Regions from separate parts of the Homo sapiens genome. Here region 2 is linked to region 1. Evidence: chromatin contacts called from ENCODE Hi-C data. All regions are on one chromosome and are shown on one strand. Each heading gives the region's core, a stretch centred on a gene start or an enhancer-like site at or near the end of the contact. The rest is flanking DNA. Distances are from core to core; before and after follow the strand shown. Region 1 holds the start of LINC01391 (long intergenic non-protein coding RNA 1391). Region 2 overlaps DZIP1L (DAZ interacting zinc finger protein 1 like).

Region 1 (3,215 bases), core at 716-3,215:
GGGCTGGCGGGCCCGGCCGCCTCGTACGGGCCGTACACACGCGTGCAGAGCATGGCGCTGCCCCCCGGCGTAGTGAACTCGTACAATGGCCTGGGAGGCCCGCCGGCCGCACCCCCGCCTCCGCCGCACCCCCACCCGCATCCGCACGCACACCATCTGCACGCGGCCGCCGCACCGCCGCCTGCCCCACCGCACCACGGGGCCGCCGCGCCGCCGCCGGGCCAGCTCAGCCCTGCCAGCCCAGCCACCGCCGCGCCCCCGGCGCCCGCGCCCACCAGTGCGCCGGGCCTGCAGTTCGCTTGTGCCCGGCAGCCCGAGCTCGCCATGATGCATTGCTCTTACTGGGACCACGACAGCAAGACCGGCGCGCTGCATTCGCGCCTCGATCTCTGAGAGCCCACCGCATGCCGGTGCAGACGGATGCGAGGATGCAGGGACGCGCGACGCCGGCCCCGGTCGCAGCCGACGACGCCGCCGCCAGCCTGACCTCACACCCTCTGGGCCCGCCTCTGGAGCCAGCGCCCAGGGTCCCTCTGTGCTTTTTCGCTTTCCTAAGCTCCTGTCGCTCCTCTTTGTCCCCTCAGTTTATGTCCTCCTGTGCTCACCTCCCTGACCTCTGTGACCTTGCACTCCCCTGGCCTGAAGCTGCCTCTCTGCGCGCTTTCTACTGGGCTCGTCTCTTTCCGGAGCCCCAGCGTCTCCTGCCCAAATTCACCGCGGAAAGGGCCCGGGGCGGAGGTGCGACCGGGCGTCGGCAGCGCAGACCTCTTGGCCTTCTCTCACAGGTCGGTGCGCTCGCTCTCCGCGTTCCCCGCCCGACTGCCGTGCAGTCCATGGCTAGACGCGCCGGACAGGACTGATGGCGGGACCGCGCTGCCCGAGAAAGGGACGGACCAATACGTGTGTTTGCTCCGCGAACCCTCTTGAAGCTGTTCAGAAGCCGCTTGCCGCGGGGCCCACTAGGCGGGGCGGGGGTTGGGACCCAGCGGGAGCCGGGGCAGCCTGGCTCCACGGCCTGTACTCGGTTTACACCGCGGGCGGGCGCGGAGGGAGGCTGCGTTTCCTCCGCTATCAGTCCCGTCGCTTCGGGCACCTCCGGGCCCCGGCGGCTGGCTAATGTTTTGTTTGAAAGATCGGTGGAACTTTTTAAGAGAGTATTTAAAAAAAAAAAAAGGAAAAAAAATTCACCGGGCAACCGGGGAAGTATTGTGGCCTTGGAGTTTGCTAAATCCAAATATGAAAATCAAAAGCTTTAGTATTCCTCATCTTCTCTTCTGGAAGATTTGCGTTAGAGTTTTTGTTGGGCCTTCAAAAAGCTGTGTTCAGAGTTAGGAGAATATATCCAATAAAAGATGGTTTCGTCTACCAATTGGGGAAGTTTCACCCTCTCCCTATCTGAAGAAAAAAATCAAAAACAAATGTCCCCGGATCTTTCGATGCAAGTCCTGGAGGCAGGGAGATCACTGCCTGCCTGGCCCACGCTGCTGGGACGGCTCGTCCTCCCTGCTTTTTGTTTTTCAAACCTCCTGCTTCTCCCACCTTGGGAAGGAGAAATGTGAAACCCGGCAGCGGCCGACCTAGGCGGTCTTGTGGCCCGGAGCCGGCCCGGCCCGAAAACCATAGACCTGGTTGTACTGTAGCTTGTTGTTTGGGGGACCAAATTTTCTAGAGAGAACTAGAGCACTTTTGTTGTGTTTTTTTGTTTTGTTTTTGTTTTTTGCCTTGTCGATTCCCGAATAAATTTTGTGTTCCTTCTTTTAACACGGACTTCTTTATTTCTGTCGCTCCTTAGTTCAGCAGCTAGTTAAAAGAGGAAGATTTTCAGCAAAATTTTATCTTTTTCAGAATGAGTTAAACAAAGATTGAGAGCAACCGGGGTGGCAGGCGTTTGTGGCTGTCGCTGCTGCTTTGTTTTCCTGGGATTGTTTGTTTTCTGTGTCATCACTGGCCCGTTGCGGCTGTTTAACGTCAGCAGAAAGACTTTTTCTGCCGTGGTTCGTTCACAAGGCGCGACTGTAGGTAGGACTTGGTTTATTTTTGTACCTATTCAAGTTTGTATTCTACCTCATACACAGTTGTACTAGGTGTATGGGCTGGCTGTGTTTTTATTATTGTTCTCAAACTTTTCGATTTTGAGTCAACTATAACAGCCAAGAGTTTGTTCCAAACATTAATAGATAAAATTCTGGTTGTGGAAATGCGCTGCAAACTGCTAACCTCTGTACAAATGTGAGAAGTGACTGCTTTATTATTTTTAATAGTCAGAATTCATTTACCTTGAGATATGGGTAGGAGATTTGGAGGTTTCAGTAAGGATTGAACATACTTCGCGGCTGCAGAAATTTAGTCTTTTTTCTTTCTCTCTCTTCCTTTACTGAGATCCCCAAATAACGAATTAAGATCCATGCTTCCGCGCAGGCACACAGGCGTTTGACCTGGTTGCAGTCTGGTTCTCCCAGGCGGATTAGGGGGTGGTCGGCTTTCACTCTTCTGATGGGATAGATGACTTCCGACTTCTGATAGGATAGATCCGCCGGTTCTTGCGGGCTGCTGCTCAGCTGAGACTAGACCCCGCACCCAGCCCTCACTGCCCCCCCCCCGTCTATCTCGGGGCCTGGCCAGCAATGTGGCGGCAGGTCCAGGCCGGCTGGTGGGCCAGGAGCGGTTTTGCGCCACGGGAATGAGCCTGCAGGCCTCTCACTTCAGCCCTCCAGTGGTCAGGCGGTAGGAACCTCAGGGTGGTATCCTGTTATGTATAGTTGGGCCCAAGTGGCTTCTGCTCAGAATGCCCCCCGCCCCCCACAGGCATCCTGCGAGAGGCTACAAGGCAGGAGACCAAGCCACGGGGATTCTCAGGGGGCATCACCTCAAGACTGGGACTGGAGCTTACCAGGAACCGGCAGGAGCAGGATGGAGAGGGAGGCTCAGCTGGAGCAGGAAGCCCTAGAGGCTGGTCAGGCCTGGTGTCTGGGTGCCTTTGGTGCCCGGCTGCTCCACTATCTGGCTAAGGGGAGTTGCAGAACAGAAAGCAGCCTGCTGTGTGCATGTCTGTTTGTGCTTTGTCTAGCGTGAAAATTTAGCCCATGGGCAAGTAATTGTGTAGTCTGTATCTGCTGCAAATGTGTGTGTACAGTGTCAGTTGTGTATTGGTGACAGGGTGGGAGGTGTGTGTGTCTGTCATTCGCCTGCAGAGTGGGCATATATTTTTGGCATTG
Region 2 (6,587 bases), core at 2,278-4,777, 880 kb after region 1:
AAGATGAGAGTGACTTGGAGATCTCCTCCTTGGAAGATCTTCCTCTGGACCTGGACCAGAGAGAGAAACCCAAGCCCTTGTCTCGCTCAAAGCTCCCAGAGAAGTTTGGCACTGGTCCACAGAGCTCTGGCCAACCCAGGGTCCCTGCCTGGTGATTCACCCCAGAAGCTAGCTGGCTAGAGGGTTAGCCTGGCTGGGGCCAGCTCAGGTCCACTTCAACAGAAGAGGCTGCTGGGCCTCTTGTCTTCACAAACAACCAAGAGATCATCCTCTTGGAGAGAAGCAGTGCAGGGAATGGATATGATCTCATCCCTCCTGACCTGTGAGGGGCCCTGCTGTAGATGGCCACAGGTGCCTGACTAGGAGCCCCTAGGTCCCCAGGCTTGAGAAAGGGTTAAAATAGAACCTCCAGGTAGTTTTCTTCCTCTACCTCCACATCCCCCCAAGACTGAAAAGAGTCACTAACTCTCTTTTCCCAAGCCTTTTATAAAACTGCAGGAACACTGTGGAGATGGTTCCTATCTGGGGTCCTTTTGGGGACATATGCCTCAGTCAGTCATTCAGTGATTGATCCAAAATTATTTACTGAGTGCCTACCTACTCTGCGCCAGGCTCTCTAGCCTCTCACTACTGAGTTAGGGTGCAGGCAGAGGCTGGGGCAGAATGTTTACAGCCAGTGCCAGCACAAGGTAGTAATCTAGTGACAGAGAACAGGGTGTTATGGGGAGCATATGAGAGGCCATCTATCCCAGCCTGGGTGATCCTGGAGAGTTTCCCAGGGTTGTGATATGTGGCAGGCCTACTCATGGGTGGGAAGGGAGGATGGCCACTTGGCTGGACCTTGTATCCCCAAAGGACCACACGTGTAATTTTTGATATTATTTCCAAAATCAGGTTTTATACATAGCCATTGTATATTTTTAGTGTGAAAAACATTAATATATTATATGCAAACATTTAAATATAGTACAATGTTTTTAACTCTGGTATGTATTTCATTATTTTTGGAGCTTTCAGGGGGTTGGGAGGGAAGGAAGCAACTGCATCTTAATTGTGTCAGTTTAGGTCTTTTGGGACATGGTTGCCAAGATGGAGTTATTGAGGAGCTGCACTTGGGAAAGAAAAGGAGGTGGAGGTAGGATCCAGTGGGGAAAGGCCGCAGACTGCAATGCACACCTGACCACTGTGAACAGAAAGAGAGAAGGAAGCTGGAGGAGCCAGGAGAACTCAGGGCATTGATGTGTTGACAAGGTCTCCACTGACCCAGTGGGGAGCTCCTGAGCAAGAACTGCCCACTTGGGAGTCCCCATTGTGCAGAAATGGCCAGGCTCTCATGCCTGCACTGCACTTGGCCATTGGCTGGGGTGGCCCAGACTGAATGAGACCTTGACTTGAAAGCTGGAGTGAACCTTGGAGTGAACCTGTCAGTCAATTTCATTTCTCCTGGTTGAGTGGCATTTTTTTTTTTTTTTCCTGAAAGGGAGACCTAGCAAAGAACCTCCATCCCTGACACAGCAAAGATCTATTTTTAACTTTTTGTTATGGAAAGTTTCAAACACATATATGAGTAAAGGGAATAGTGTGATGAACCCATGTGCTCATCACTGGGCTTCAAATATTATCAGCTCAACTCAAGGTCAATCTTGTTTCATCTATTACCACCTCCAACTCACCCAGACTTCCTTTGACCTTTGGGTGGTCCTGACACCTGGAGAGGCCTTGAAGTTCTCGTAGGAAGGTGATGGAGGAAACACACTGCAGGGAGCAAAAGGGGTCTGGTGGTGGAGTAGGGTAGCTGGGGGAGGGGGCAGGCTGGGGGTGTTGTCGTACAAAGGAAGCTGCTCAATGAGGAAGCTCAGGAGAGCTGGAGAGCTGATGCTACCAGATCAGCCCACAATCTTGATGGGATGGGAGTTGATGAGTAATTGCTCCAGGCTTCCTGTGCTTCTGTGGGGCACCTCTGAGTTTTATTCTGCACAGTTTCTCAGAGTCCCTTGTGGGATTGAGTGCTAGTTCTCACTAGTATGCAGTTACTATTATTAATGCATAGTTCATCGGCCTTCCTCTTTTCTGTTTCATTTTTCTCACTCCCTTACTTCTTTCTCTTATGAGCACCTCTGAGGTAAATTAATCTGCACCCAAGTCCTTGTTTCTAGCTCCACTTTTGGGGGAATGCAAATGTAAACAGTAAATGTGTTTGGACTTGTGTGCACACACTGGTGATGATTATCAATGAGAATGTCTCTGTTCTTGAATGTTCATCATTACGTTATATGTTTCCAAATGGGTTTTTCTATCTACTTTGGAGGGTTTGACTAACGTATTACTTTGGTGTTTCTATGCTGTGTTCACCCCTTCCCATTTTCAAATATATTTTAAAATTCTTTAGTAAGTTGTATTAGGTCTCAATAGAAACAGAACTAGTAGGATATATGGATAGATAGATACTTATGGGTATTTATTAGCCAGTTTCCCTAATAAATGACAGGGGATTTATTAAGGGAATTAGCTGATGTGATCACGGCATAGGCTGTCTGCAAACTGGAGAATGAAGGAAGCTGGTAGAGTGGCTCAGTCTAAATCCGAAAGCCGGAGAACCTGGGACTGTTGGTGCAGGTCCTGGGGCCTGAGAACCTGGAGTTCTGACATCCAAGGACAGAAGCTGGGTGTCCCAACTCCAGAGAGAAAGCCTTTCTATATAGGCTGGCAGCAGATTGGATGGTGTCCCCCACAATGGGAGAGGGCAGATTTTCCTCACTCAGTTTACTGATTCAAATGCTAATCTCTTCTGGAAGCACCTTCTCAGACCTACTCAGAAGTAATGCTTCACAGCTGTCCAGGTATCTCTTGCTCTCATTAAATTGAACTAAAATTAACCAGCACAAGATTTGCCAGAACTGTGGAACGTATGTAACAGATCATTTAAAAATTAGACAAATGATAAGGTTGATACAGAAAAATTAGAAAATACAGATAATCAAAAAGAATATAACCCACAAATTCAGTCAATTATTGTTAACATCTAGATGTACATGCACTGGTGAAAAAAAAAACTCCTTCCTAGGGTTCAACTATATTCTTCTCTAGCTTGATTTTCTCCTGGAAAACAGATTACAAATGTCTTTATATCAGTACACATGTACATGTCAGTACGTATAAATATAAGACAGTTATATATAATGGCCACCTCGTATTCCAGGCAAAGATTACAAAAGTTTTTTTAACCAGACATTTCTACTTTTTGCATTTTATAAATCATGAAGTGATTAAAAAAATGTGTATATGTGTCTTTGTGCACTTGATTAAGATTTCCTTAAAATAAATTCTTAGAAGTGAGGTTGCTGGGCCAACATAATAATGAAAGCCAGCACCATATGCCAGGCACTGGTCCAAGTTTGGTACCAATATTATGATTTAGCCTCACAGCAGCCCTTGAGATGGATGCCACTATTATAGTACATGCATTTCATGGGCTAGGAATTGAGGTACACAGCAGCTAAGAAACTTGTTTTGGGTCCTGCCACCAGTGAGTGGTGTGACTGCAATCTGACTTTGGCAGCCTGGCCCTGGCACTCTAGCTCCTTTCCCCATGTACTTTTGTTACATATTGCCAAATGCTTTCCAGAAAACTGGAGCCAATTTAGTCTACTAGTGTTTGGAGCACACAAGAAAGCTAGTTTTTGCATTCCCTTGCTACCAGGGATATCATTAATCTTTCAATGTTTTGGCCACGTGATACGTGAAAAATGAAACCTCACCTTTTAAGAAACTTGCATTTTTAAGATTTCTTCTAAAGTAAAATTATTTTTTATTTCTTTTTCATGTTGGTTGTTGCTATTTCTTCTTTTATGAGTTGCCCGTAGTTCACTTTTCTTGTTGCTGTTTTCTTTATCTCTTTATTATGAAAAATTTCAAGCATATATAAAAATAGAATTGTGTAATGACCTTGGTGTTCCTATTACTCAGTTTTAACAATTACCAACCCATAGAGAATCTTGTTTCCTGTATATCTTTCGCCAAATAATATTGTATGTTTTAATATGATACTGCATATTATTCCAAGTAATATACATGTAATATTACATATTATCCCAAATAATATCATTATGTCTACAAACATTTCTGTATGTGTCTCTAAAAGATACTTCCTTTTCAAAAATAACCATTGTACCACCATCACACTACAACAAAAATCAGTACTTTTTTTCTAAATGTCATCAAATATCAATTCTCTGTCTACAATTCCTCTATTTTACTACACATATTTGTCTTTTTTAACCTATAGATTCCTCTTTCATTTTTCCCTCTTTCCTGTCTTCCCTTCTTCCCTCCTTTCCTCTCTTCCTTTCCCTTTTCCTTCCCCATGATTTTTATTATTTTTACTGTTGCTGAATAAATCAGATTGTTCATCTTGTGGAATTCCCCACAGTCTGGGTTTTGCTGATTGATTACTGTGGTGGTATTTAATGTATTCCTCTTTCTCCTGAACTATCTGTAAATTTGTAGTTAGAGCTAAATACTTGATCAGGTTCAGCTTTGACTACTTTTTTGTGTTTTGGCAGGACTCTTCATTGGTGGTTTTGTGCATCTCCATCAGGAGACACAGAATATCTTTTTCTCCTTTCTTGTGATGTTGGTGATGGCATTGGTGATAGACATTGATGACCATTGCCTAAATCCATCTTTTTTTTTTTTTTTTTTTTGAGACAGAGTCTTGCACTGTCACCTGGGCTGGAGTGCAGTGGTGCGATCTCGGCTCACTGCAACCTCCGCCTCCCGGGTTCAAGTGATTCTTCTGCCTCAGCCTCCCCAGTAGCTGGGATTATAGGCGCCCACCACTATGCCCAGCTAATTTTTTGTATTTTTAGTAGAGACGGGGTTTCACCATATTGGCCAGGCTGGTCTTGAACTCCTGACCTTGTGATTCGCCCTCCTCGGCATCCCAAAGTGCTGGGAATACAGGTGTGAGCCACTGCGCCCAGCCCAATCTATTAATTAGAAATCTCTAAAAGTTTAATAGTCTGTTTGTTATTCCTTTGACATTTACTAGCTGGAAAACTTCTGTAAAGAGGAATTCTCCACATCAAACTGTCTGGTTGCTCTGAGGTGCAATTCATACAGGTAAAGCAGCTAAAGGCTCAAGTCTTTCTTTTTTCAGAATAATGAATGAGCTTCCTAGTATCTTCAATAGGTGTCATACAACCTTATAGATTTAAATATATTTGATTTGTTTAAATCCTTTGTACTATTATCCTTATTAACGCTGAGATTGTACTGTCTTGGGGTGCCTCTTTAATTTGGTTCTCGAATGATTTTGATATGACCTTAGTAGTCCGATAGCTTCCTTCCAGGCTCATTGCATACCTTTCTTGTCCCAGACCTAAAATTAGTAATTTATCTGGGGGAATCCTGGTTTCTTTTAGAAGCAAGTTATATTTATAGACATCTGGGTGCTAGGAGTGCCTATCACTACTGGACTTACTGTTTCTAAGATCTTTCAGTGCACAGAGATAGGAAATACAATAAAAATATTGTGAGTTCATGTTGATATTCCCTATTCAAATTCCTGACTACAGAAGTTTTACTTTATCTCGTTGACCTAACATGTGTATCGCTTTTCTTCCATACCAAAAATCCTGGCTGTTAACATCACAATCATAGTCTTAGACATAACAATACCCACCCTATTGCTTATTGTATGAATACTGAAAACAATTTAAAATTTATTATTAACTTTTTTGGAGTTGTTTTTGTCCTTAAGGTAGATCCTACTTGGAATGTCCAGTTAAATTACTGTGTTATAAAGTCACTTGTAGTTCTTTTCTGTGGTTATGCTACTGAATGCCTTATTTTACTTTTGATTTTTAGACTGCATTTTTATTGTGTAATTTGTGTCTTATTGCTCTTAAGAGTTTTTAATATATTGAAAATATTAGTCCTTTATTATATATGTTACTTTTTCTCCTTTCTAGTCAATCATTTGTCTTTTAATTATGTTCATGGAGTTCTTTGCTATAAAGAGATTTTAAGTTGTAGCTGTCTAATTAATCAGTGTTTTACTTTGTAATTTCTGCTTTTGGTGTCATAATTAGGAAGGTCTTTTCCATTCTAAGACTTCTACATGTTCATCTATATTTTCTTTTACTAGTTTAAAAAGTTTTAAAATTTTGAATATTTAATATATCCGGATTTTTTGAGGGGTGTTAGCAGTAAGTTAGGAATCTATTTTATTTTTACAATTAGCCAGTCATCTCAGCAGCATTACTTGACAATTCATCCTTTCTTCACTTAAAAAATACCTGCTTCATCAAATGTAAATTATTGTATGTGGTTAGTCTATTCCTGGACTTTCTGTATATTTCATTAATCTGACTATTCTGTTACTATTCTGGTATTGCACAGTTTTGTTTTTAAAAATTCATTTTTAATTGTGGTAAAATAACCCATAAAATTTATCATCTTAACCACCTCTAACTGTATTGTTCGGTGGTGTTGAGTATATGAACACTCTTGTGCAACCAATTTCCAGAATTTTTCGTCTTCCCCAACAGAAACTTTATACCCATTAAACAATTCCCTATCTCCCC

What was found. Hi-C counts contacts between places; a loop is a spot of excess contacts on that map. Pooled maps may share reads with other maps.
Region 2: a map of K562 shows a loop between it and region 1 (4-fold over the local background). The contact joins the enhancer-like site here to the promoter of LINC01391 in region 1. A Hi-C loop is called at or near these places in 2 of 168 maps with a recorded cell type or tissue (K562 and Ramos) and 4 of 50 pooled maps.

What each region holds. Positions count from the first base shown.
Region 1 is chr3:138,942,770-138,945,984 of GRCh38, reverse strand. LINC01391 (long intergenic non-protein coding RNA 1391) reads left to right here and starts at 1,965. Exons shown (of 3, transcript NR_121649.1): 1 at 1,965-2,019. FOXL2 (forkhead box L2) reads left to right here. Exons shown (of 1, transcript NM_023067.4): 1 at 1-1,761. The coding sequence ends at 393. RefSeq lists an enhancer at 873-1,462.
Region 2 is chr3:138,056,384-138,062,970 of GRCh38, reverse strand. DZIP1L (DAZ interacting zinc finger protein 1 like) reads left to right here. Exons shown (of 16, transcript NM_173543.3): 16 at 1-981. The coding sequence ends at 155. Among named protein-coding and RNA genes, the nearest start is that of CLDN18, 50 kb to the right of the region's middle. Within about 2 kb of position 3,527, at least 2 of the 41 ENCODE cell types and tissues checked have a DNase peak (open chromatin) inside an H3K27ac peak, as active enhancers do.